5 separate regions of the Homo sapiens genome follow, and regions 1, 2, 3 and 4 are each linked to region 5. Evidence: chromatin loops called from intact Hi-C (ENCODE). Cell type or tissue: heart right ventricle. All regions are shown on one strand.

The links. Hi-C counts contacts between places; a loop is a spot of excess contacts. Peaks named below come from ENCODE experiments on the same cell type or tissue, not always from the same donor. Only the 100,000 strongest peaks of a DNase experiment are listed, where the experiment ranks them.
Region 1: it touches region 5 in a loop (3-fold over the local background); 6 of 110 quality-filtered maps call a loop at or near these places.
Region 2: a loop joins it to region 5, with 2.9 times the contacts of the local background. A loop is called at or near these places in 3 of 110 quality-filtered maps.
Region 3: it touches region 5 in a loop (2.1-fold over the local background); 18 of 110 quality-filtered maps call a loop at or near these places.
Region 4: a loop joins it to region 5, with 3 times the contacts of the local background. A loop is called at or near these places in 16 of 110 quality-filtered maps.

Annotation. Positions count from the first base shown.
Region 1 is chr4:173,665,367-173,670,366 of GRCh38, forward strand. No RefSeq gene overlaps it. Among named protein-coding and RNA genes, the nearest start is that of HAND2-AS1, 140 kb to the left of the region's middle. In heart right ventricle, no CTCF peak of the experiment used is centred here; no DNase peak of the experiment used is centred here; H3K27ac peaks cover 1,411 bases.
Region 2 is chr4:173,932,347-173,937,346 of GRCh38, forward strand. LOC105377543 (a long non-coding RNA gene) reads right to left here. Exons shown (of 4, transcript NR_188468.1): 2 at 4,896-5,000. Among named protein-coding and RNA genes, the nearest start is that of LINC02269, 38 kb to the left of the region's middle. In heart right ventricle, no CTCF peak of the experiment used is centred here; no DNase peak of the experiment used is centred here.
Region 3 is chr4:173,678,542-173,683,541 of GRCh38, forward strand. No RefSeq gene overlaps it. Among named protein-coding and RNA genes, the nearest start is that of HAND2-AS1, 150 kb to the left of the region's middle. In heart right ventricle, no CTCF peak of the experiment used is centred here; a DNase peak (open chromatin) is centred at 1,937; H3K27ac peaks cover 2,732 bases.
Region 4 is chr4:173,696,049-173,701,048 of GRCh38, forward strand. LOC107986203 (a long non-coding RNA gene) reads right to left here and starts at 2,935. Exons shown (of 3, transcript XR_001741464.1): 1 at 2,667-2,935; 2 at 1,869-2,078; 3 at 1,311-1,466. RefSeq lists an enhancer at 345-1,544. In heart right ventricle, no CTCF peak of the experiment used is centred here; a DNase peak (open chromatin) is centred at 3,033; H3K4me3 peaks cover 1,393 bases; H3K27ac peaks cover 3,620 bases.
Region 5 is chr4:173,534,535-173,539,534 of GRCh38, forward strand. The region is part of intron 2 of HAND2-AS1 (HAND2 antisense RNA 1); the gene reads left to right. It overlaps LOC124900816 (a long non-coding RNA gene), which reads right to left and starts at 3,529. Exons shown (of 2, transcript XR_007058375.1): 1 at 3,415-3,529; 2 at 1,215-3,015. RefSeq lists an enhancer at 2,200-2,701. In heart right ventricle, a CTCF peak has its summit at 2,519; DNase peaks (open chromatin) are centred at 3,500, 3,697, 4,073 and 4,327; H3K4me3 peaks cover 5,000 bases; H3K27ac peaks cover 5,000 bases; H3K27me3 peaks cover 3,398 bases.

The sequences.
Region 1 (5,000 bases), 130 kb after region 5:
ATTTCTCACTCAGGTGGTGAGGCGATGTCATGTGTGACAAACCAAGACAAATAGTTTCTTTGAAGTCTGGGTCAGAACGGCATGGTTGGTTTTTTGAAAATTTCATAAAATGCTATTTAGATGACTTTAAACTCATAAGCAGTACCAATAAGAAATATTCTCATGGAAAAAATATATAAATCTAGAACACTTTAATTGGTTTTTTTAACCATTGATTTAAGAATCAACATTTACACAGTTGGGTATATTTTTATAAAATGCCACAAAGTTAAATAATTATATATCAGTTAATGTTCTCAGTTTCTAAAGCAAGTGAATTGTTCCTTTTTTGAAATTGAAGTCTTTTCAAGAAAGATTAAAATAAGTATGCAATCCTAACCGGATGTTACTTTAATCCTCCTGAAATATTAGTCAATAAACATTTTTCATGCCTGATTGCTTGTTTTGGTGATAAGACTTTTTCAAAATCTCCTTGGATCCAAAGGAACAACAAAGGGAACTGGAGGGCGTAAAACCTGTTACTTCTCACTTTAACCTAGACATTTGCTTTTACTTTTTTCAGATTTGGTTTGCAAACATTTTCTTAACATGTCAGGAAAGCTGAAGTCATCTTATAGCCCTGATTTCTTCCTGAGTGAATTATTTTTGGGTCAATTTTCCCCATATCTGCCTCTGGACTCTTATTGAACCGAGCCAAGCTTGGAATTCACTTTGGATGTGGATGACCAGAAGTTTCTAATAATCTGCCTCTTCTTTGAGTCTTCTTTTTTTCCCTACACCCAAAGTATCTATTGATGGGACTCATGAGACAGTATTTTCTGTCCTCTCTTTTGTTAGATGATTGTACCATTTTAAAAGATCTCACTCCCAAAAATAGGCTTTTTTTTTTCTACTTTTCTTCCAATTATAACTCTAATTTTTCTTAATGGATATAGGCTACTGAGACATAAACCAAATATAGTGTCTAGGTGCACAGTTCCTAAAGGAAGCTGCAGAATCGAAAAGGCTTATCATCTTTGACTGCCCCGCTGTCAGGTGACGAACTGCAGAAAGATGGAGGAGACTAGTTGTTCAATTTGTTGGAGAAGTAAGTTAATTAAGTCAAGGTATTTTACCCTCATCACTTCCCTCTGATTAAGTGTATCCTTTTCCTTATACAACAAATGAGAAAATTGAGGTTTGGAGAGAGGAGAGGTTAAACAACCTTACCTGTATTACAAAAGAACTAGCGAAGCAGGGATTTGAACTCAGGTCCATGTCATTTTAAGGCCTGTTTGTACTCTTGACTGTTGTGCTACATCAACCTGACCAGCTATTTAGAAACACTTGCAATAAGTCATAAGAAGTACTTTGTTATGGGAACAAGTCAAAGCTCAAAGGTTGTGTGAATCATGGGTCAGTAGTCCTGGTTGGCACATTACTGTACAATAATGCCCAAAATGACTTCATTGGTCCTAAGAGAAAAGTATTATCTCCATACCCGACCAGGTGAGTTAAGCTCTGGGAAACAAATTCGTTTAATCAAGGCCCACAGAAGTTGACTTATAAAATGGGATTTCAAATTACTTCTGTAAAGAGGATTACAAATATAGATTATTTGTGGAAGGTTTTCCCTTCCACTTGATGGATACACTTTGGAGGTCCATTAATCAATTAGAAAGTTTCTATAATCAGAACAAAGAAACAATGTTCTTAATGGATTTCCTTTTAAACTGCTGCAACTGAATTATGGTTATGGGCTGAATTGTGTCTCCCCCAAAATTCAAAGGTTGAAGTCCTACCCCCTGTATCTCAGAATGTGACTCTATTTGCAGATAGGGCCTTTAAAGAGGTAATTAAGGTAAAATGAGGTCATAAGAGTGAGAACCTAATTCAGTAATACTGGTGTCTTAATAAGACCAGATTAGGAAACAAACATTTGCGCACACAGCGGAAAGACCATGTGAGGACACAGTAAGAAGGAGGCTATCTGCAAACCAAGGAAAGAGGCCTCAAAGAGACAACCCTGCCAACACCTTGATCTTGGGCTTCAAGCCTCCAGAACTGGGAGACAGTAAATTTCTGTTGTTTAAGCTACTTAGTCTGTGGTGTTTTGTTATTGCAGCCCTAGCAAACTAACACAGTGATTAATTTTTCTTTACTGTATAATTATTTCTATTTCAGTAAACAATGTTGGCCATTGAAAGTCAGAGTTTACGCTCTCTAAACAGTACTGAATATGTACTGAATAATTTTTAATCTCCTTCCTAAACTCCATTACTTACTTGCCTCTTACATTTTCTTCACTAAATAATTAGTTTATTTTTTAGTTACCTTGATTAGATTTGGTAAAAACTCTAATGTGAGTCATCATTAAAGCTTCTAGCTAGCCACATTAAAAAATAAAAAGGGACAGGTGGAGTTAATATTAATAATATGTGAATATACATTAATATATGTTATGTAGTGTATCCAAAATATAATTATTTTAACCTGTAGTCAATACAAAATTATTAATGAGAATTTCATATCTTTTTTTATACTAAGTCTTCAAAATCCAGTGTTTATTTTACTCTTAGAGCATATCTCAGTTTGGACTGGCTACACTTCAAATACTCAGTAGTCAATGCAGCTAGTGGCTACTGTGCTGGATGTCACAGCTTTAGACTTACTGTTGAGGATTTAAGAGACACTTTCTCCATCATGCAGGAGACATATTTCTCCTGCAGTGTATTTGCAAATCTTTTTTAAGGTGAGTAGTTCTGCAGATGGTTGTTGTATGTTGGTTATTTTAAGTTTTAATTTCAGAGTGTAATAGGCTCTGACCTAAGAGGATAATCTTCATCTGATTTAGTGCCATCGTAGGTACACATTCCTATTGACAAAGTGCAATAAAAGAAAGTTCTTACTAAAGTTTCAATCAGGTAATATTTTACTATTGAGGCTTACTGATAATGTTCCATTTTCTTTTTCTTTTTTTAATTATTATTATACTTTAAGTTTTAGGGTACATGTGCACAACATGCAGGTTTGTTACATATGTATACCTGTGCCATGTTGGTGTGCTGCACCCATTAACTCGTCATTTAGCTTTAGGTATGTCTCCTAATGCTATCACTCCTCACTCCCCCCACCCCACAACAGTCCCCGGTGTGTGATGTTCCCCTTCCTGTGTCCATGTGTTCTCATTGTTCAATTCCCACCTATGAGTTAGAACATGCGGTGTTTGGTTTTTTGTCCTTGCAATAGTTTTCTGAGAATGATGGTTTCCAGTTTCATTCATGTCCCTACAAAGGACATGAACTCATCATTTTTTATGGCTGCATAGTATTCCATGGTGTATATGTGCCACATTTTCTTAATCCAGTCAATCGTTGTTGGACATTTAGGTTGGTTCCAAGTCTTTGCTATTGTGAATAGTGCCACTATAAACATATGTGTGCATGTGCCTTTATAGCAGCATGATTTATAATCCTTTGGGTATATACCCAGTAATGGGATGGCTGGGTCAAACGGTATTTCTAGTTCTAGATCCCTGAGGAATTGCCACACCAACTTCCACAATGGTTGAACTAGTTTACATTCTCGCCCACAGTGTAAAAGTGTTCCTATTTCTCCACATCCTCTCCAGCACCTGTTGTTTCCTGACTTTTTAATGATTGCCATTCTAACTGGTGTGAGATGGTATCTCATTGTGGTTTTCTTTAATAGATACTTATGAAATTACCTGCCATATGCAAGCTAGTAAGAGGGAGAATATGTGCAAGGCAGTTTCTTTGAAGTTGATTATCTGAAATATTGAAAAGTTTTAAATGATTTAAAGGGAAAAGCACTACCATTTGTTGGGTTCTTATTATATACCTGACATACGTGCTGTCACTTGTCCTTTAATAATCCTGCGAGCCTTACACAAATGAGAAGACTGCAGCTCAACGGGTTTGAGTAAATTTCCCAAGATCACACTGTTCGTAATTGTTGAAGTCTCTCATCCTAATTTGTCTAATTTTAAAGGATTTTGTGATACAGTTAAATGTTATTCCAGTGCATGCTTGATATTTGAAATGTTTCAAATACATACAAGCAACACGAAGTACATAGGAATTTAGCAAAAACTTAAGTGTAACTCTTAAGAGTGTGGGTTTTGGAGGAGGATGGACTCAAGTTCAAGTTCCAGCTTTTCCACTTACTAGTTTTTTGACCTTGGGAAAAATTTGCAAACTCCAGAAGCCTGTTTCCTCATTTAGAAAATGGGCATCATAATAGTCTCTATCTCTTAGGGTTGCATAAGGACTAAGTGAGCTAATTCAGGAAAAGCACCCTGTGCGAGGCAGACACTCTAATGACTTGCCAAACGTTAGCTACTTGTTCTTTTTTTTATCACAGGCAGTGACAGGCCTGGTACATATTAACTATTTCAATTTACAGGAATTTTCTTGACTACCCAATATAGCAGAATAATTTTTTATACATTAAATATGATTAACCAGAGAAGCCAGAAGTACTTTTCTGTAATTAACTATACAAACTGTATTAGAGAATCAGAACGGTTTTCAGAAGTAGATCTGATATTCACCAACAGCTAGAGGAGAGGACAGCACTGATGTCTTTTCTACCTACAAACTAATAGCTTTATCCTTTAAAGGTGGTGACCTTGATTTCTTTCTGAAAGATATCTGACTTCTAGGCAACACTGCTTTAGGATCTGACCTACCACCTGACCCATTTAAAATGAGATAGAAGAATAAGTTGTTCAGAAGTCACACCTAAGCCATTCAAAGTTCTTTTCGTGCTTTTGCTATGGCTAAAGATTGTATTAAGATACTGGCAACAAAAACAACGAAATGAAAATGAAACAATGAACAGAATAAAAATCGAGAAAGAAAGTTCTAAAAAAGAGCTTCCGCCCAGGGATCAAGTGCTTCCATTGGTCAGTTAGTCTTAACCTTTCTGATAATTATATTACGTGCAACAACAAAGACACAAAAGGGGATAAATGTCTTAAGAGTTATATTGATAAACTA
Region 2 (5,000 bases), 400 kb after region 5:
AATATGTTATTAAAATTAATTTCATCTGTTTCTTTTCACTCTTTTCAATGTGGCTACTAGGACGTTTAAAATTATGTGTATAGCTCATATCATATTTCTATTGGACAGTGTTTGTATAGACCAATGAGAAGAGTCACTTACATCGGTATCACCACTGACCTGGACCAGATGTGATCCAGTAACCCAGAGGAGAAACATTTCTGACCTATTCTAATCCTCTAAGCCAAACAGGCTCTTAATCAAAGAGCTAGTGTTTTTACAATATCAAATGGAAAATAAATATAATAACCTCAATAGTACACTTGAAAAAATGAAGGATTAATTTTAGAAAGACAGGAACTGGCATTATTCAGATTGAAGGAAAAAACAACAAGGCGAAATTTAATAAATATCTCCTGGGGACATATGAGACAGGTTAAGATTGCAGCATGAAGGCTGGAGGTTAACTTAAATGATTTCTTAAGAGTCAGGGTTGTTTAACACTTGATACAGGTTGTGACTCTTCTTTTCCTGGAGGGCAATGATAATAAGGCAAGGCCTCCTCTGAAGTCCTAGATAAGCATAAGATTGGAGAAGCCAATTTAAGATAGCTATGCCATATCAGCACTTATTCAGATACTTTGAGTGCCTCTGAAAGTTGGTGATGAGACGGGACTAGATTACCAGCCCTTTCAAACACACTGAGCCTCAGTCAGAGCCATCTTTAATTTCTCTCCTTAGGTGTTAATAAAATTCATCTTAAAATTTATTACTTTATGATATCTCAACATTCTCTTACAAAATTTGCACTTAAAAGCTTATCAAAATCTTATACCTGGAAATTGAATGGAAGCACCTTACAAGCTGAAACAGTGTCTTTATTTATAACAGTAAAAATTACCTTTTTATTATAACACACCCTTGTACGCATGTAACTATATCATACATGTTATATAACTAAATGTGTATGTGCACTATAGGATATAGTAGCCATTCAAAAACATTTGATGAGTGAATATATGTTCACTCACAATTGAAAAAAAAACCAAATGTCCGCATTTCCACAGCTGAGGTAGAGAAGGCAGCTGAAGTGTGGCAGAAAGCCCAGCCTCTCCAGTTCTGGTCCAGTGCATTTATATTGCAAAACGTTGATAAGCAAATGCTGCACATGGGTATAATAAAGTTTGGAAATTTTACCAATGAGATGTAGTGTTAGAACAATTTTATGCCTTGGTAAATTATCAATAACTTCTCTAAAAATATCGATGTTTTAAAATCTCTTGCAAGGTAACTTCCTCAGAGAGCATGGCTTTATATTAGTAAGTAAAGGAATAGTCACTACATAGGTCAGTATGAGAAAACCAAATGGAACCACAAATCTCTTTCTAAAAATTCTACCTAAATAAAAGTTCCTGATCAAGTTAAAAGCCTAGTTTATAGCACATGATGCTTTGTCTGATCTACATCCAAGGTAACTTCTTGAGTGGAAGACTTTGGGCTTTTTTAGACAAAGGTTTCTGGCCTCCATTTTTATAAAGCCTAGTTAATTTATATGCTGAGGTCTTCGGTGGATCACAGGTGTATTTTCTCTATATTTATAACCACACATCAATTTTTAAATGGAAACATCTGAGCTTTCAGTGGCTATGAGCCAGTCTTGAGTGAGGAAGCCATACTCACACAAAACTTGGTATAATAACCAGGTGTAGCCAAAATAAGGCACATCCATATGCATGTTGAGTTTCTGCCACATAAGGAATTTATAATAGAGTTTATCACTTATCAGAATGTATTTGGGCTTACACTGACTCCATTACCAAGGAAAAGCAATTTTAACGAGGCTTTCCTGTAAGGAATCTATTGTTTCTTCTTCCTAAACTATCAACTTCACCTGAAAATACTTCTAAAAATGAGAAAAATAGTTAATTTTCAGCCATTGAGTCTACCTTTGGCTGGATGTATTCCTTTAATTTCAGTGCCAACGCATAACTATTTGGCCTTTTATAAAGGTTGCGTATTTTTCTTCTGAGTAGAGTTGCCCTCACTATGTCAGAAAACATGCATATGTACTCTTCCAAATGAGGGGAGGGCCTTATAGCCTCACTGATGATGAGCCCAGAGTGAGTCACTCAGGATCTTGATATTGTTTTTTGAAAACAACAACAACAAAAATACTGGTGTCTGTATAGAAAATGCCTAATTCTTTCCAGGTATCAATAAATTACTTTGCTAGTCAGAGTATCAATGTTGGATGGTGTTGTGAGGTTTACATCCATGTCTAGAAAACCACATTTATGCTGCAAGCAAGCTATTATAAAAAGACGAAAAATAATATATTTTTAAAGGACTTTCCAACAAGTTATTGGAACTGTTCCTTTAAATATTAGGAAAGCACTCCAACTAGTATACCTAGTATACTACCTGGTAAAAATTAAAATAACTACTACACGCTTTTTTTGGAAGATCTGAGTGATATTTCCAAGTGTCCTAAAAAACAATTCTTCTTCCCCATCTCAATCCCTAACCTCTTTTGAAGGAACAGCCATTGTTTGAGCCAGGCAATTTAATTCTTAGGACTTTTATCAACATGACAGGTCTCAGCCTAAACCAGGGAACTTTTTTTTTTCCTTTTATTTGTTTTCTTTTCAAGATATAGATGATATGCCCCTATCCAATGTACAGTTTAGTGAGATGGATGACACTTCACTCACTGGCAGTTCAAGGAAGTCTTAGCCTAGCTTGTTTACATGAACACGTTTTAGAACAGCCATATAGCTTCCAGCCAGCTCTACCCTGCTGCCCAGCACTAAGGGGGAAAGCAGGCAGTGAGCCCATAGGTCGCTGATAAACTAACTCCCCATTTGGCAAGCAGGGAAGGGAATGATAAGGGCTCTGATTTATGTTTTATCTGTCGCTAAGTTTTCAGCCAGCCTGAAATGACTTGGTTCTGTTATCACCTCAGATGCCACAGGTTTCTTAAGTGAGGCAGATTCTTTGGCGACTTTTAAAAAGAACTTTATTTCACCTCTTGCAGAAGGTTAGCTTAGCGATGGATGCTGCTTTAAAACACTCCCATCTGGCTTCATAAACTGTGAGGCTATAAACCAGCTTGTGGGCTCTATTCCATGGTTAGTTCTTGACATCACCTGCATGTAACTATGCTACCCTTTTGGAAACACAAAGCTGGGTGTGATGCATATAATGACAGGGATGCTTGAATCTTTTAAAAAAATTACATACCTAAAAATGTGTTAATATGAAAATTGCATACATCATCCTACCCAAACTTATCTAAAAAGAAAACTTTCTACAAATTAATTTTCTGTCAACATACGTTGACTTCAGATAGTAAAAAGAAATGAAGAAGAAAAATCTGTCTTGAGGGAGAAAAAGAGTGTCAGTGGATACAATTAGAAAGCAAAAAAAAAAAAAAAGCCCCTGTTTTCTGTGATGGATGCTGCAGGGCAGCTCTGGGGGTCAGTGGGAGATTAGCTGACATAAAAGCAAGGGAGTGTATCCTTATCTAGTAAACTAACACAAGTCAGTAAATGAAAGCCCTCGGTCCCCAACCTATTTCAAGTTGTTTCCCCCTAAGTTTAAATTGGCTTGTCGTTTTACAAGGATGGATGGGTATTATTTTTAAGCCTTTATTTTACAATGGAAGAATGTGAGTGTTTCACAAGTGAAATGTTCCCATGGAGAAGGGAATAGCAATGAATCATAAACAGTGTAAACACTCCCAAGCTTCTTATATATGTAAGGTTATGTGCTAATATCTTCTCTCCCAGTAGTGTTTTCTTTCCAAACACCGTAAGAAGAGAAGTAGGGGCCAGGGAGAGGCCTTTGGAGCTATCTTTTGAAAACAATGGGAGTCTATCTCCTCTATTCTCAACTGTGTAATCTTTTTGTTATCTGACGTGAACTCATAGAAACTGACTATGTATTTCCCCTCAGTAATATCCTTCTGTGACCTCCTCTCCACCCACCTTCCTTCAGGATAAAATCTAAACTTCCTAGCAAGCTGGGACCTTCCTAAACTAGACCTTTAGGATTGGCCACTGTTTACCCATCTGGCCTCCTCCATTGTCACTTTCCCACAGGCACTTTTTACAGAAGGCACACTAAAGCACCTGAAATTCTTTGATTATTTGGTGCCTTTATACTTTATTGATTTTACCCTTGTCCAGAAAAGCAACGAGATTTAAAATATCAGTTTTGATCACTACTATATTTCCAAAGCCTAAAACTGTTCCTAGAACTTGCTAAGCATCAAATAATGTTTGTTAACCAAATAATGTACACATGCTCCTTCCTGGATTTGTAAAACCCTTCTCCTTTCTTCCCCTGCCCGAATTTTTACTTCGATTTCAAAATTGTGTCACTTTGTGGAAATCTTCTACCTCCCATATGCAGAACTGGAAAAAACATCATCCTCACAGGGTCTTATAGCACCCACTGCACTCCTTCAACATTTTCTACATTGCATTTTAGTTGTTTGTATCCACTAGCAGAGAACTTCTTACAGGTGGGTATTATTTTCCAGTTCTGTGTGCTCTGTGTCTAGGTGAGCATATAATGAATTCAACTAATGCCCAAGTTCCCTCTAGGCCCAAAGGCCCAGACAATCTGTTCCCTAATTAACCTTTCAGATCACTTCTCCTACTTCTCCCCACTCTCCCTCCCCCTAATCTAGTCACACAGATTTCCTTGCCTTTCCTCCACATGCAATGCAAATCTTCATCCCCTCCCACTGTGGTCCTTCTGTCTGCATCACTCCTCCTCCTGAAAGCATTCTGCCCATAACTCTTTCATCATTTTTGTGCAAATTGTCACCTGCTTAATGAGGTCTGCCTTGCACACCCTCCCTGAACTGCAATCGTATCCACCCTCATTCCTACCCCTTTTTCCCTTCTTACCTCCTGACACACAATATGGTGATTTGTAGGTGCGTTGTTTTTGTGTGTCCTCCATTTGATCTCAAGTTTCAGGAAAGCAAAGGTCTTTGTTTTATTCATTGAAGT
Region 3 (5,000 bases), 140 kb after region 5:
GATCTGCCAATATTGTGTTGATTCTTACTTGGTAAATAATGTCAAATAGCATCAAAAGCTCAATATGAAGATATGGCATATAAGGTATGAATGCTTTGTAATTGTATTCTGTCCTGAATCCCACTAAAGCATAGCCTATTGAACTGTGAGTACTATATTAATTCTTCAGCTTTACTATGTTGAAGTCTAAGTAAATGAGAATACCATTTAAACCACTTAATATTCAAGTACACATTAAATCTGAGACAGTGAGTGTGTCTAAAAGTATCTTCAATGACTTATCTTAGTCATAAAAATCATGTGTTTTATTGATATGGTTACACTATTAAGATATTCTAGCACCTTTCCTGTATCTGTAATACATTAAAGGCTTTTCTTCTGAAAGTCTTTAAGTTTTCTAAATAGGTATAATTTACAAATATTTATACTCACTTTTGATTAAATTACTTTAAGCAAAAATAAAGCATGTTAACACATGAGTAGAGGTGAGAGTTATAACAATTAACTTCTAATTTTTATTTAATAATTCTAAATTTCTGATTATAAGAACCTCAACATTGCCAGGAATATTATATATTTAAATTGGAAAAACATCACTAGAACAAATACATTTTTAAGAAAATTCAATGCCGTCACAGGCTGGCTCCTTCCTTCCCACTTGTGATGTTCTCCTCTGTAACTTCTCCCCTTTAACTGTATTAGACAGGATTCTCCGGAGAAACAGAAGCAATAGGATATATGCAGACATATAGAAAAATATTTATTATGACACGTTGGCTCACACAATTATAGATGCCAAGAAGTCTCAGAGTAGCTGTCAGCAAGCCCAACAAAGCCAGTGGTGTAGTTCTAGCCCAAGCCTGAAGACCTGAAAACCAGCAGTTCCAATGTCTGAGGGTAGGAGAAGACAGTTGTTCCAGCTCAAGCAGACACAGTGAATTCATCCTTCCTCTGCCTTTCTGTTCTATCTGGGCCCTCAATGGATTGGACGTTGCCGCCCGTATTGATGAGGGCAGATCTTCTTTACTCAGTCAACAGATTCAAACACGACATTTTTCAAGAAACACTCTCACAAACACACCCAGAAATAATGTTTCACCAGGTATCTGTATCATCTTAAGTGTGCTTAAGTTGATACAGAATTAGCTATCATATCACCTATCCCAAACTCCCAAGTTCTTTAAGATCCTTCTCAAATCCCACTGCTCAATAAAGCTGACCCGAGAACTCCAGCCTGCATCAAACTCTGCTTCCTAAGCAGACACACACCTATTAGCTGTATCATTAATTTACACACAATTGTTTAGAACTGATTACATGCAGCTTCACACAGTACTACATATAGTTATTTAATTTTTAGCGCATGCAATTATCTCTCCCATTAGTTTCTGAGATGTCTAAAGGCAGGCAGGTCACACTTTCTGTTCTGAGGGCACATTAGCTATATATTTTGTTGAACAAATTATTATTTTTTCATTTATTCAACCACCACTTACTTGGTACTCACTATAAGCCAGGGACTGTGCTAAGTTCTTGGCATGCAAGGATTCTTCTGTTATTTATTAATTCAATCCATTTGTATGTACCAGGTGCCTGAGATACAGGCATAAAGTAAATCAAATCTCTGGTTTCATGGGCCTTACATTTTAGTAGGGGGACAGATAATAAAGAAATGCAGACATATATTTTATCAAGTAATGATAAGGGCTGTGAAGAAAATGAAACAAAGTGATAGAGGGTGGAAAAATGGGAGGGTGAGGATGTTTTAAAGAAGATGGTCAGGAAAGGTCTCTGAGGAGATGGCATTGGAGTGGAGACCCAAGTGAAGTGAGAGAGAGAGAGACAAGCAAATCCCTGAGGGGACAAAGTTTCTGGCAGAGGGAACGGCAAGTGCCTGAGACGAGAGTGCCCTCGGCATGTCCCAGGCGTAGCAGGTTGGCGAACTGCAGCTAGAAGGCCTTGAGTGACAGGGAGAGCTCCCTGGAATCAAGGTCAGAGAGAGAGGCAGAACCAGTCCACAGCAGACTTTAAAGGGTTTAACTTTATGCGTGATGGGAAGACATTGGGGGGTTCAGAGTAGGGGACTGATGTGGTATAATGTGTGATACGTGAGACCAGTGAAAAAGACCCTGTAGCTGCACAAAAGAGACTTCAAATTTATTATCGAAAGTTCTACTACACAAACATTCATAGACATTTATATAAAACTATGAAATTGTAAAAAAGGAATCTACCAGAAATAAAAATAATCTGCTCTGTGTATGGTCTGTACAGAGTGCATATATAGGTGGGTAATTGTAGGAAATGGAAAATAGCAAATTAAAATGGAAGATTATAGCCTCAAAAGTTACAAAGATAAGAAATATAGCATTTAGGAACTGAACACTCAAATCAAAGAAATGCAATTTATTTATCTGAGAAATAAAAGGTGTGGCTAAATTGAGATTTTGCTTTTATATTTTAATGTCTCAAGGTATAAAGATATGATTTAAACACTCTCTTTAGGAATATAAATTACTGTTAATTGAATTGTAGGTCCCGAACAATGTTTAGTGAATATTTACAGTGAACATTTTCCTCACACTGGGGCATAGTGACTATCTGGTAAGTTGGCTTGAAGAGCTGTGAGGTAGACACAATATGGTCTTAAGGTATTAACTAATCCAAGCTCCTTTTTCTGTTCACAGATGACCTCTTAATGCTGTACATAAGAGATTTGGGTTGTAATATTAATTTTGTTGTTAGTGTGATAGGTGACTTGTAGCAAGACAAAATAAGGAAGGTCATCGCTAATGTCTATTGAGTGCTTACCCTGTGCCAGCGACTATGTGAGCTCTGTGCCTTACATTGCTGTTTTAAGGGCTTCACTAATGGCTTTCTTTACCAGAATTCTTTTTGTTATTTATTTTTATTGTCAAATTATAATTATACATATTCTTATGAGGTACAAAGTGATGTAATGATATATGTATACAGTGTGGAATGACGGAATCAAACAATTAACATACCCAGCACCTGAAATACTTATCATTTGTTTCTCCTGTCTAAATGCAATTTTGTACCCTTTGACCCACATCTCCCCATTCTTCCCAGGCTCCCAGGCTCTAGTAACTTCCATTCTACTCTTTGCTTCTATAAATTTGATTGTCTCATGTAAGTGAAAACATGGGCTATTTGTCTTTCTGTGCCTGGCTTATGTCACTTAGCATAACGTCCTCCAGGTTCGTCCATGTTGTTGCAAATGACAGGATTTCCTTCTTTCTTAAGGCTGAATAGCATCCTATTGTGTAGATATACCACATTTTCTTTATCCATTCTTCCATTGATGGGCACTTAGATGGATAGCATAACTTGTTGTTGCCAGAGTTCTGAACCAAATGAGAGGGATTCTCGGTCAGATGGGGAATCAACATGTCACTTTTATGATGAATGAAGCTAATATCAGACAATGTGGCAACAACAGGCTTCCAAATGCTGAATCCTGGTATTACACAGATTTCTGCATGTAGTCTCAGGCCATGCTGGTCAAAAGTGGGATTTTCCATATGAAGGATGATCTAAGAGGAGCAGGAAAGGGCAGATTCTGTGGGCAGCCGCTCTTAGGAGAGAGGGAGAGAATGGAGCTGGGCTATAGGACCCTGCTTCATCTTTCAGAGTCACTAGTCAGGGATATTTAAGGCCACTGAATGGGGAAAAACCCTTTTCCATGGTAATGGTTATATATGCTCATTTATTAGTAATTCTCACAGCAACTCTATAAAGTTGGTCTTATACAATTTTACAGACACAGAAACAGAGGCACAGAGAAGTGCCACAGACAACTTGCCCAAGTCCCCCAGTGAGGATGTGGTGGAAACAGCCTTTGCATCCAGTCAGTCTGGTCTGGCCCCTAAGTTCACATTCGCACCCACTGTACCCTCCTGCTTCTCCAGTCTTTTAAAGCTGAGATTTGTTATCTGAGAAAATGAAGGGGTTAGATTAGAAAAATCTCTAAAGTTCCTTTCAACTTTAAAATACTTTAATATGCTATTAGGTTTCTTGTAAAAATATTTGGGTGTGTGAAGTATTTTAAAGTCCTCAGGGAAAGGATAATGTGGAACAATATTATATACAACTTAAAATGCTATTTTGATGAGAAGTCATAGTAGGTAATTGTAACCCAATTCTGTTTTCAATGTGGAAAACTTAACAGCTTAAAAAGGAACAGACAGATGGAATTTTGCTAATGTGTCCAAGAAGGAAATATGATTTCACATGCATATTATATGCAAGTTTATGAATGCAGTTATAGTGTCTGGAACCTGGCTAGGAAACTATGATGAAAATCAGTGAAGTAAAATATCAAAATAAAACATTGCATGACAACTTCTAACGGGGAGCAATGGTGGGACTTTTAATAAAACCACTTGGGGATATTAATGTGATACGTAAGTGGCTGAAGGGTTCTGAGTTTCCCTGGTGATATTCATATATCACAGAGTGAATGTTAACGGGCAATAACTCAAGAAATGGCATGTTTAGCATACCAGTGGAGAGATGCTGGAGTTGTGATCACCAATGGTACATTATAACATTTTACTTTGAGTCAGAAGTGAGTAGACCCTAGCTTATAATTTCCTAACAACTTGTTTGGAGCAAAGTTTTGGGATTATAATCTCAATTAAGGATGGAATGTATGTCTTAGGTAACAAATTCACCTTTGTCTATGTGAAAGGGTAGGGACATTACCAACATATTTCCAATGAAACAGCTTTTGGTGCATTCATGGTAGCAGAGAATTTACTCCACATTTAAATACACTCTGGGTAATTAGGAATTGTACTTTTAGCAGGAGATTAAAAAAAACTCTTAACATTTTAAAAATGGCTTTAATAGTAGTTCTGATTATGCAATTAATTGTTCAAATAACTTCAATTTTTATGTTAAAATCATTTGGTAGTTGGTAAGTGTAAAAGACCTTTATTCCATGCAATACATTTAAATTCTAGAAAATGAGCTTT
Region 4 (5,000 bases), 160 kb after region 5:
TTCAAGCAGTTGTTACATATCTCATATGCCAAAATTGTTAAAAATAACAAAGGCCTATTATCTCGAATGTGGGAAACCAAATCATTTTTTTAAAGGCGTGATTAATTGTGTGAGTTTGAACCCCTTAAGTAGGTGTGGTAAGCTGTATTCCGTGGGAACTTGCTCAGTATGTGTGCAACTATGTAAACAAAAAGTTAAAATGCAGCTAACACTTTCCCTGGCATTTATTAGCATAGCAAAGAAAGCAGAAACCAACCAATTTTTACATAAAAAGACAGTAGAAAGCTGTGTCTGCCTGCATTACTGTTCAATCTGTGGGTGCCAACTATACTCATAGAAACAATTTTTATTTATAGGCCTATCACCAAAATGTGTTCTTCATTAATTCATATTTTTCTCAGCCTCACATTACTTCTTGAACCCATCCAGGTGGTTTTTAAATGATAAGGGTAATTTAAAACTGAGCAAATTCATGTGTACCCCATTTTCCGTGTTTAAGAATAATTGAACGGAAACATCTTTACCATTCATTCAATATTTTGTTAATTTGTTTACCTTTAGTGAACCTGAGGAATACCACAAATGTGAGCATGGCTGGATCTTTTGAATTAAAATCCACACTGGGAAAGAAATAGACCTTGAACATCTTGCCAAAGGTATTTAGAAATCTATTTCTCACAAGATTAAAGCTGAAAGTCCAAAGTAACTGCAGTTTATACCAACAATACAGTTCAGTGAAATGCTGTTATATCAAACATTTCCTCATATATGACACTCATTAAAATAGAAAAGGCCTCATCTGAAGGCTTGTAAAGTGACATTTCTTCCATATAATATTTTCCTGCATGTAATGTTCAAAAATTGTGGTGCCTTGGAAAACATTACAAAGGCTTTTCCTTGTAGATCTGTACTTGTTGTTAAATTTCTTTTGGGTTGTCCTTCTGGTGGGTGTTTCATAGCCTTTTATAGATTCAGTCTATATATAATAGGAAAAAAGCCCCCTTCATTTGATTTTAAATAGTATCCATAGGAAGCAGCAGGAGAAAGTTTGCATTCCTGGGTGAAGGTCCTTGAACACATTTTTTTTTTTTTTTTTTTGAGATGGAGTTTCACTCCTGTTGCCCAGGCTGGAGTGAAGTGGCACGATCTTGGCTCACCGCAACCTCCGCCTCCCGAGTTCAAGCGTTTCTCCTGCCTCAGCCTCCGGAGTAGCTGGATTACAGGCATGTGCCAACATGCCCAGCTAATTTTGTATTTTTAGTAGAGATGGGGCTTTGTCATGTTGGTCAGGCTGGTCTCAAACTCTTGACCTCAGGTGATCCACCTGACTGGGCCTCCCAAACTGTTGGGATTACAGGCATGAGCCACCGCAGCTGGCTGAGCCCATATTTTGTTCCAATAAAGGTTCAGTCATGCCCTTCCATTTTTTGTCCAGTGAAGTGTGTCACCCATGCTGTTCTCTGCAACTAATGGAAGGAGAAATTGTTGTTTGTAGATTAAAGTGACCCGCTCAATCTAGAGAGTAACTTTACCTATTTTTTTTAATACTGCATTATACAGGCAAAGCCTCCATTTAAAGAAAGGTAACTGATTTGTATTGCAATAGTGTAACTTACCAATACCCATTATTCAACAGCCTAGCAAATGATGATTAGATGATTAAGGCAGTTTTCTACTTCACCACAAGGCTGTTAAGTTCCTAGTAACAGTTTTCTAGCGTGCAGTGTATAGGTTATATACAATGAAGTTCATGCAGACATAATCTACCTTCTACTTCTGCATATTATGTATGTTTTAAGCAAATGTTAATCCAAAAGTGCCTTCTTATTCACTCAATCATTTATTGAAAAAATTTTTGGAGCACCTACTATGTGCCACCAGGTGTAAGAGTTGACACCATCCTCATCTTTCCAAATTTGCAGACATGGTACAAGGGCTTACGATAGATTGTGTTGAAAGTTGACATCAGTGAAGGCACAAGATGTTACGGGGAAAAAGAGCAAAGTGATCTGACCTACTTTATGGAGCCAGGAAAGGCATTAGAGGGTAGACGTGGTGGGTGGCGTTTAATCTGAAACCTGAAGGATGAGAGGGACAAGTTAAGGGAATGTGTATGTTGCAAATTGAGAAGATTCTCAGACAGAGGGAAGAGCACTTGCAAAGTCTCAGAGGTCAGAGAGAATGTGGTGTGTTCAAGGAACCAGCAATTTGAGGCCAAATTTGAGGTGGAGAAAAAGAGAGAGCATGATGACAGGCTGCATGTTTCAGGCTAAGCAAATTATTTTTATTGTTAGCTAAGGTAAACCATAATAAAAAGTTCTGCTAAGTAAATTATGGAATAAATTTCAAATTTTCTCTCACACTACACATTCAGGGTTCATTGCACAGGCAACCTTGCCAGGCCTGAAATTCAAATCTGCCCCTGGCAAGGAGAGATTTCTTTTCACGGTTTTTAATTGATCATCTGGGTGCCAAGAGGATTTTGCCCCAGCTGAAGGGTTGTACAATTGAGTCTAAGTTGGGGTTTGGGGCATGGACACGCATTTGGAAATGGAAAACTTTCCCATAGGATAACAGCTCTAAGTCTGCGGCCGTGTGCTTGTGCTCCCCTCCAGGCAGGGAGGACATGCACTGCTCAGGGTTCCGAGCTGACCCAAGCCTCTTACCTCAACCCCCTCCTCCTGGTGAGAGAGCCCCACTGGGTTCCGCAGAGAAGAGGAAGAGGATGTGACTCAAAGATTCTGGGCTTCCTTGGTTCCCTGGGCTGGAAGTCAGAGAGATAATGGAATCCAGGTGTGTGATCTGCATGCATGCAGGTTTATTTTTTTTCTCTTTTTCTTTCCAAAGCAGAGAAGGTGAGGGGTCATTTCTACTCTGGGAGAGAGCCCCCGAGGTGTCAGCTGTGGCGGAGTGCTGGCGGCATCTACAGTGGGGGTGTCACTCAGGGTGGTGGTATTAGAGATAGTGGCAGAAAAATCTGGCAAGGCTCCCTGGGGATGGCTGCTGTGGACGCCAGCCCAGTGCGGAGAGGCCAGTGTGATCTCACCCATCATGACCTCAAGGTCCTTCTTTGAGGGATCTTGCCAGGAAGTTCAGTTGGCAGGATGGCAGCAGCAGACACACAGGGTGGTTAAGAACAACAAACACAGGTAACATCTGCTGAAGGCTTCTACAAGCTGAGCACTAACAGGTACTAACTTAATCCTTGCACTCACTCTAGGAGGTAGGTACTGTTATCATCATCACGTCACAGATTTGGAAACTGAGGCACAGAGCTGCTAAGAAACTCATTCAAATAAGCAACCGAGCTGGGACTTGAACACATAAGCACCCAGCAGGGTTTACCTAGAAAGTCATTTTGGGCACAGGATCTTCCTCCATATGCTTCCTAAAGAGATGCAAGGTTGCGTTTTGATTGCATTGTCTAGTCTAGCCATTGGAAATACATTTACCTCATGAGGTTCAGACTTTTATAGTTTAAAGAAAGGAAAGGAAAGGAAAGGAATGGAATGTTCTCCCTTTGCAAAACCTCATGCTGTCCTTTAATCATGTCCATTGTGCTGTGTGGTCTCGATGTCTTCCAAGCAGTTTGGGACTTAGGTTTCATTTTATCAGTAGGAATCATTTACATAGACTGCTGTGAAGGTCCTCTTGCCTGCGAAGTTCTCTACCACTGCCTGACAGTGCCTGAAATTCCAGTATTAAATAATCATTCCTTTGAATATTCAAGTTTGATTTTACAGAATTCTCTCTTAAAATATAAAGATCCCTTTAAAGGATAAATTTAAATCCCTCAAAAGGATGGCAAATATGTAACACCATATTATGGAAAAGTTTCCATAGTATGTAGAAGGTTAAAGGGAGCAGGAAATGGATGATAAATAGGGAGATGGGTTTCCCAGAGAAGGCGCCAGTGAAAAATTGCTTCTTGAAATCCCTGAATTTATGTGTTGCAGCCTAATGACATATTTTCACAAAATTGTGAGCAGCAGTAAAGTTTTACTGGATGGATTCTTTTATTTCAATGATTTTCCTCAGTGTTGACTGCTTAGTTATTTCAAGAAAAGCTAATTATTTAGAAACATTGCTACCCATTACTGATGTGTTCATACATTAAAAAACTATTGTGTCTCAGATAATAATGAAAAGAGAGCCTGTTTTGAAATTTGCCGGAATAGCTCTATTAGATAACCACAAAGGAAATAGTATAACATCACACAATAAACTATCTGTCTTTGAAGCAATCAAATGTCCCTTTTGGCTATGGTGGTGGTTGTGACTGTATGCCTATAGTGGAGGCTGGTAGATGTCTGAGGTTGATGTTGCATTTTCAACAACATTAAGTGGCCCTACTGAATTTATTATTCCTTCTTTTGTTGCATCTACTACTCTGATTGTCAAGTTATTGTTAGGAAAAAAATCACAACGAAGATTCTAAAGCATAGGTTAAGTACAAGCAAATCAGATCCACTGTGCGAGGAGCTATATTCTAGGAGAACTGACTAAAATGTGCAAACAAAACAATAATGAAAGGATCATAGCCTTGTTGAAAATAATGTATAATAAAAAAGTAAGACCCAGAGTAATTCTGCTCTAATGCAAAAAATGTCTGTTTTTGTATTGGCTTTACGGGTTTTACAAGAAGTGATGAAAAAGCAGGGTAATGTTAGCAGTGACCTTGAGTTTCTTCTCCTATAAAAAAATGTAGGCTGATGAAACCTTTTGTACACCCCTCAGGGCTGTGTGAGAATCAAGAGAGTCTGTGTATGTGAAAGTCCTTCTGGCCTATCATGTGTGAGATATCATAATTACAAACTTTGTTCAGAAACATTTGGTGTGGGAGACAAAGGTTTGGGCCCTATCATCTCTACTCATGTTATCAGGAGATAGCGTTGCTAAGTGGACAGACGTGACTATCTGTGAAGTCCACAAGGTCCTTGAAATTTCATTAGAATACTCTTCTTTCCAATCTTTATTCAGATTCTCGGTCCACCCTAACC
Region 5 (5,000 bases):
TTGGATCCTCTTCCTTTCTCTTCCCTACATGGAGAGATGGAGGGGGAGGGGCTAGTTCAGCTGAATGATGACAGTGGAGGGGCTGATTGCTTATGAATCCTTCAGTCCAGCTCTAATTAGAAAACAGTTAAGTTGGTGGAGAAAATCAGGGCTTGCTTAGTGCCTGCACATTCCCTCCTCCTCTTTCTCCTCTCCCTCTTTCCCTTCTTTCTTCCTTCCACCCCCCTCCCTCCCTCTCTCTCTTCTTCTCTCCAGTTCTCCCTTGTAATTTGCCGTCTAGCAGCATTTGGGATTACAAGGTTTTTTTTCTTTTCTTTTCTTTTTTTCCCTATCACTGAATCTGCAACTGGCATGGAAGAATGAGATACTGATTCATGCTGAAGTCTTTTAAGAAAAATCTTAATATCCACAGTCAGTAGAATTTTCCTTTCTTTCTAAATAATCAATGACTAGATCCTCATGTTAACTGGTAGATATGTTGCTGCACTGGAGGGTTTTCATTGATAAGGAAGAACTAAATATTTTTCCAGGTGTCTAAGTGTGTCTGTAAATCTAAAATCCTCATTCAGACTAAAGGGACCATAAGATAACCCCGTGAAGGCCTCAAAGAAGCAGCATGATGTAGATACATGGGACGTATTATTAACGTTATTATACTAGTCCTAAGAGGTACAGTAAATCTGATCTTTGTTAATCTTTGCTACTTTGTAGTAAAATATAGAGTTTAGAGCAAAACCGGTCTGAGAACCTACATCCCATAGGATTTATGTTAAATACTCATTCAAATTATTGCTTCAAGCAAATTACATACACACTAGCGACATTTTCTTTCAAGCCGGGAGGAAATCACTCAACATTCAGATGAGGAAGTGTGATTTTTCATACGTGTTCTACGGAAATAGTAAATAATGGACTTCACCTAGTCTGCAGTGTATTATGGGGTTCAGAATAAAATATGAGTTCAACTGGCAATTTCAAATGCGGCTTTGGAGAGAAAACATTTATTTGACTGAAAGATTTGCTTCTGACTTGAGGCCCAGGAACATTCCCAGTTTTAACTGTAGTGTTGCATTCCTGGGAAGTTCTGTTCCATAGCTTCCTTTGCAAATTCATGTAGATGGATTTCTTTAGCTCTGACAGTTTCCTCCAAACCTTTCCTACATTCTTCCAGGGCCTTTGCTTATAGACAGGGGAGTTACACCAGGATGGTTAGGTTTCAGGTTAACAAAAAGAAACACTTTTATTGTCAATATTAATGGCAAACCTCGATTTTTACAAGGCTTGGGTTTAGCAGTGTGAGCAGATCAAAAGCAGCTTGGTTTGATTTCTCAATATTCTCTGGAGCTTAGACAATTAACTGCAATTTTGCTCCTAACAAAACAACACAAAAAAGTTAGTTACAGAAATGTTATAGGTAATCTTTTGGCAGAGATTTTTACCTGAGTACAACATATCAGAATCTAGAAAATTTATCTACTGAACTTGAGTTGAGTTTTGCAGGAAAACCCCTTAAGAAAATCTTGTGTGAACTACGTCCTCGGTTGCAATGCCATGAGCCTGTTTCAGTGTGTGCATTCCAGGCTTGCCTTTCTAGCTGGGTAAGGATCCGGCAGACTGAGGTCTCCTTGGTAATTTGGGTACACCAAGTCTCCAGTTAATGATAGATAATCAGCCTTTGGGTCATTCGGTCATTCTCTTATTACAAACCCCTCCTGCTCTCTCTGATCTCCTTTCAAACTAAATTTCACACAAACAAATAAAGCAAGACAGGGACAAGTTCTTAAAAAAAGAGAGAGAAATATTAGAAACGCCTGATACAGAACTCTAAACAAGGAAAGGCAAGCTAAAAGAGGATAGGAAAGAACATCTTATCAAAATGAACATGTTGTGTACAAAACATTAAAAGAAAAGGCTCTGGTTTTTGTTAAAGTGACAGAAAATTAAAATAAAAATAATTGCAGGCACCAAAGTTATAAACAGGGAAGGCAGGATGCTAGCTGGAAATGCGCAGCACTAGGGAGCTAATTTGTTGTTACAGATTATATATCTGCACCCTGCTTGGAGAAGTGCTACTTTGTTCCATTTTCCAGAAGAGAATGGTTTTTCTTCTTAATACTTGTGTGAATGCCCACTTAAGTTAACACAGGCCACAACTTTGAGGAATGAGAAATGGAATTGCATTCTGCTTGCGAAGCATCCAACTTCAAACGAAGAAATTGGTTGTGTACAAAAAAAAAAGTAGAATTTCATTCAGAATACGTTTGGAGACTTCACTAAATTGGTGTGACTGATGCTTTTTTGTTTTGCTGACAGAAGGCACAGATCATTCATGGGGATGTATAACCGAAACCAGTCCTCTCCACCGCCTGGGGATCTTCACTTTCGCAGTCTACGACTGCCTGTGACTCCAGAAAGACAAACTGCAGATTGGCCAAGGTACATCTCAGATCAGATCCCTCTGGGAAAAGCGCGGGAATGCTTGGCTCTAGTAGTTAGGAGCTCTGGTGAGAGCGCCCCTAGTGCCATTTTCCCATCCCTGCCCTTGACAGTCCCCTTTGGTCTAAATTCACGGTTCTAGACAGTCAAAGTCTACCTGCTGGGTGTCCACTCTCAAGCCATAGGTTTTCAATCCTAAAAGGGATTAGGACCTTGGCTCAAAATGTGGTCAACGCAGTGTTCAAATTAGGAGGGCAGCTGGGAGATGGCAGCAGGGGATGAAAGTATGACTCCTACTTCGTCCGCAACTGTGGGTCTGGCACCTCTTGACTTGCCAGTATGCTGGCAAACAACCCATCTCTCTTGGAGAATCCACACTTCGTTTCTTCTAGGTCCAGCCTAAATGTTACCTCCTCCAGGGAGCCTTTCCAGATACTGCTTCTCCTCTCTCCCCCAACTCCCTCCCACAAATGAAGTTTTCTCTTCTGAATTCCTTGCTGGTACTGTCACTTATATTCTTTTGGGTAGATCTCTGGGCATGCATATGTCACCTCCTGTGACTGTGGGTTTCTTGACAACCTAATCAATGCATTGAACAAAGGAGATGTTTAGACAACCCATATAAAATGAATAAGAGAAATAGGGTGAATACCGTCTACCCCAATTGCAATCAGATTAGTTTCCTTTATTTTGAAAACGATTAGAACTAGTAGAGGAGTTAGATGTGGCCCACTAGGGAACAAATTTTCATCTCCAAGCCGTCCTCTGGCTCGATCGGGTCTGCACTGGGTCTGCATCAACTTGCGCTGGCTCAGAGGGAGGCTCAGCCCCAGCCTGGCCTTCCTGGTGCCCACTCCCAACATCCTGAGCAGGGCCGACTCTAGGCACCCCACGATTAGCTGAGTGATCTAGGGCAAGGACCTAGGCGTCTCTAAGTCTTAGTTTCCCCATCTGAACAATGTGGATAATGACACGTACCTGGGGTGGGCAGGCTAGAGTAAATGGGAAAATCAAAGCGCCAGCCAGAGCGGGTCGCACTGTTAGTTCCTGTATTTTCTCCTCCTGCCTCTGGTTTCTTCCGTTCCGTTCTAGCTGCCTGAAGACCCAGCCCGACAGCGATGCCTGTCAGCCCGCGTCGCCCACCAGGGCAGCTGCTCTCCCAACTCGCATGGGGGGCACCACCCCGCCTCGGTGCCCTAGAGCTGAGCGCAGCCGCGGCTCCACGGGGATCGCCAGGGCCTCAGCCCTCGCGGCCGGCGGCGCGGGAGTGTTGCGGGGCAGGGACCAGAGCGCGATCAGAGCGGCCACCCCCGATTTAGGTCGCCAGCTTTCCAGTCACTGCGATGGCCACTGGGGCGCCCCTTCCATCCTGGTTAAATTCTCATTGTGATCCCCAGCCCTCTTCTCGGTTCCCCACACCCAGGAGGCCGGTTCTCCGCCGCTCAGGCTGGGAGAGGTCACCGCTCCGGGCAGGGTGGACCCCCAGCTCCGTCTCGGAGGACCTTTCGCCGGAGGCGAGCAGGAAGGGGTTAACCATGAGCCTCCCACCCTCACCTCCCAGACCCTGGTGCCGGGCTAAGGCCTCCGCTTCCCTCCTGAGGTCTCATTAGGAAACCCTCACCGCTATTTTCAACATTTCCTCAATCAAGTGCCTTTAAATAGAGCTGCACAAACAGATTGGCGGCAAAAGCGTAGATCTTGTCACGATTGAGACCAATCCAGTATTTCAGCCTTGTTTGCTTTGCAATTACGGGTTGGCTTGTGGCTACGGTGCCACCGGGGCAAATCTGCAGCCGCTCGCTTTCTCCTCTGCGCTCCGGGCGGGTGGAGGAAGCGACCCGCGGAGTCACTGCAGGGAGGAGAGGGGGACGCGCGCGGGGGGAGGCGGCGGAGGGCGGAGGAGACTCGCTTGCACCCCAGGGCCGCGGGCACGCAGAGCTGTGTTGAAGGACATACTTTTCAGGTTCCTGACAGTCACTGAGCTATACGCAATAATAAAGTGCGTGATTCGCGTGTGGAAACCAGTGTCGTGTCCTTACCAGCTTCCTTTTCTGTCCACCTTCCCTCTCTCTTCTACCTCCGTTTCGCTTTTCTTCAGTGCATGTTAGCGGTTTGCTGGATTTCCCTTCTCCCTCGCTGTTCAACTGCTAGCATGATTTGTTACATTTTCCACAGCTGTTTATTCTTGTTTGACTTTTTGTACAAAGTCACTTTAAATCTGCTGCAGAAAGAATAAAGCACCTAGCCCTTTGGATGGACTCCTGCAGGCGTGTGGCTGTCCCTGGCCCACTTTTAATTCTTTGGAGATGGCTCTTCTGTGTAAATCAGCTGCTGGGTGCGTTCGGTCACCTCGTAGGCCAGCCTAGTTTGTATCAGCAGAACAGTAGTGGACTCGACTCAGGTCGTAAGCCTTATATTTCACAGACAATTAAATCTTGGCTGCTGTTGAACAAAACTGTAATATTTACTTTGTTCTATACCGAGAAGCACTTTTAAAGTAAAAAAGAAAAAAAAACCAAATACTACACTTCAAAAAGAAAATATGACAATGAATCTCTTTTTAT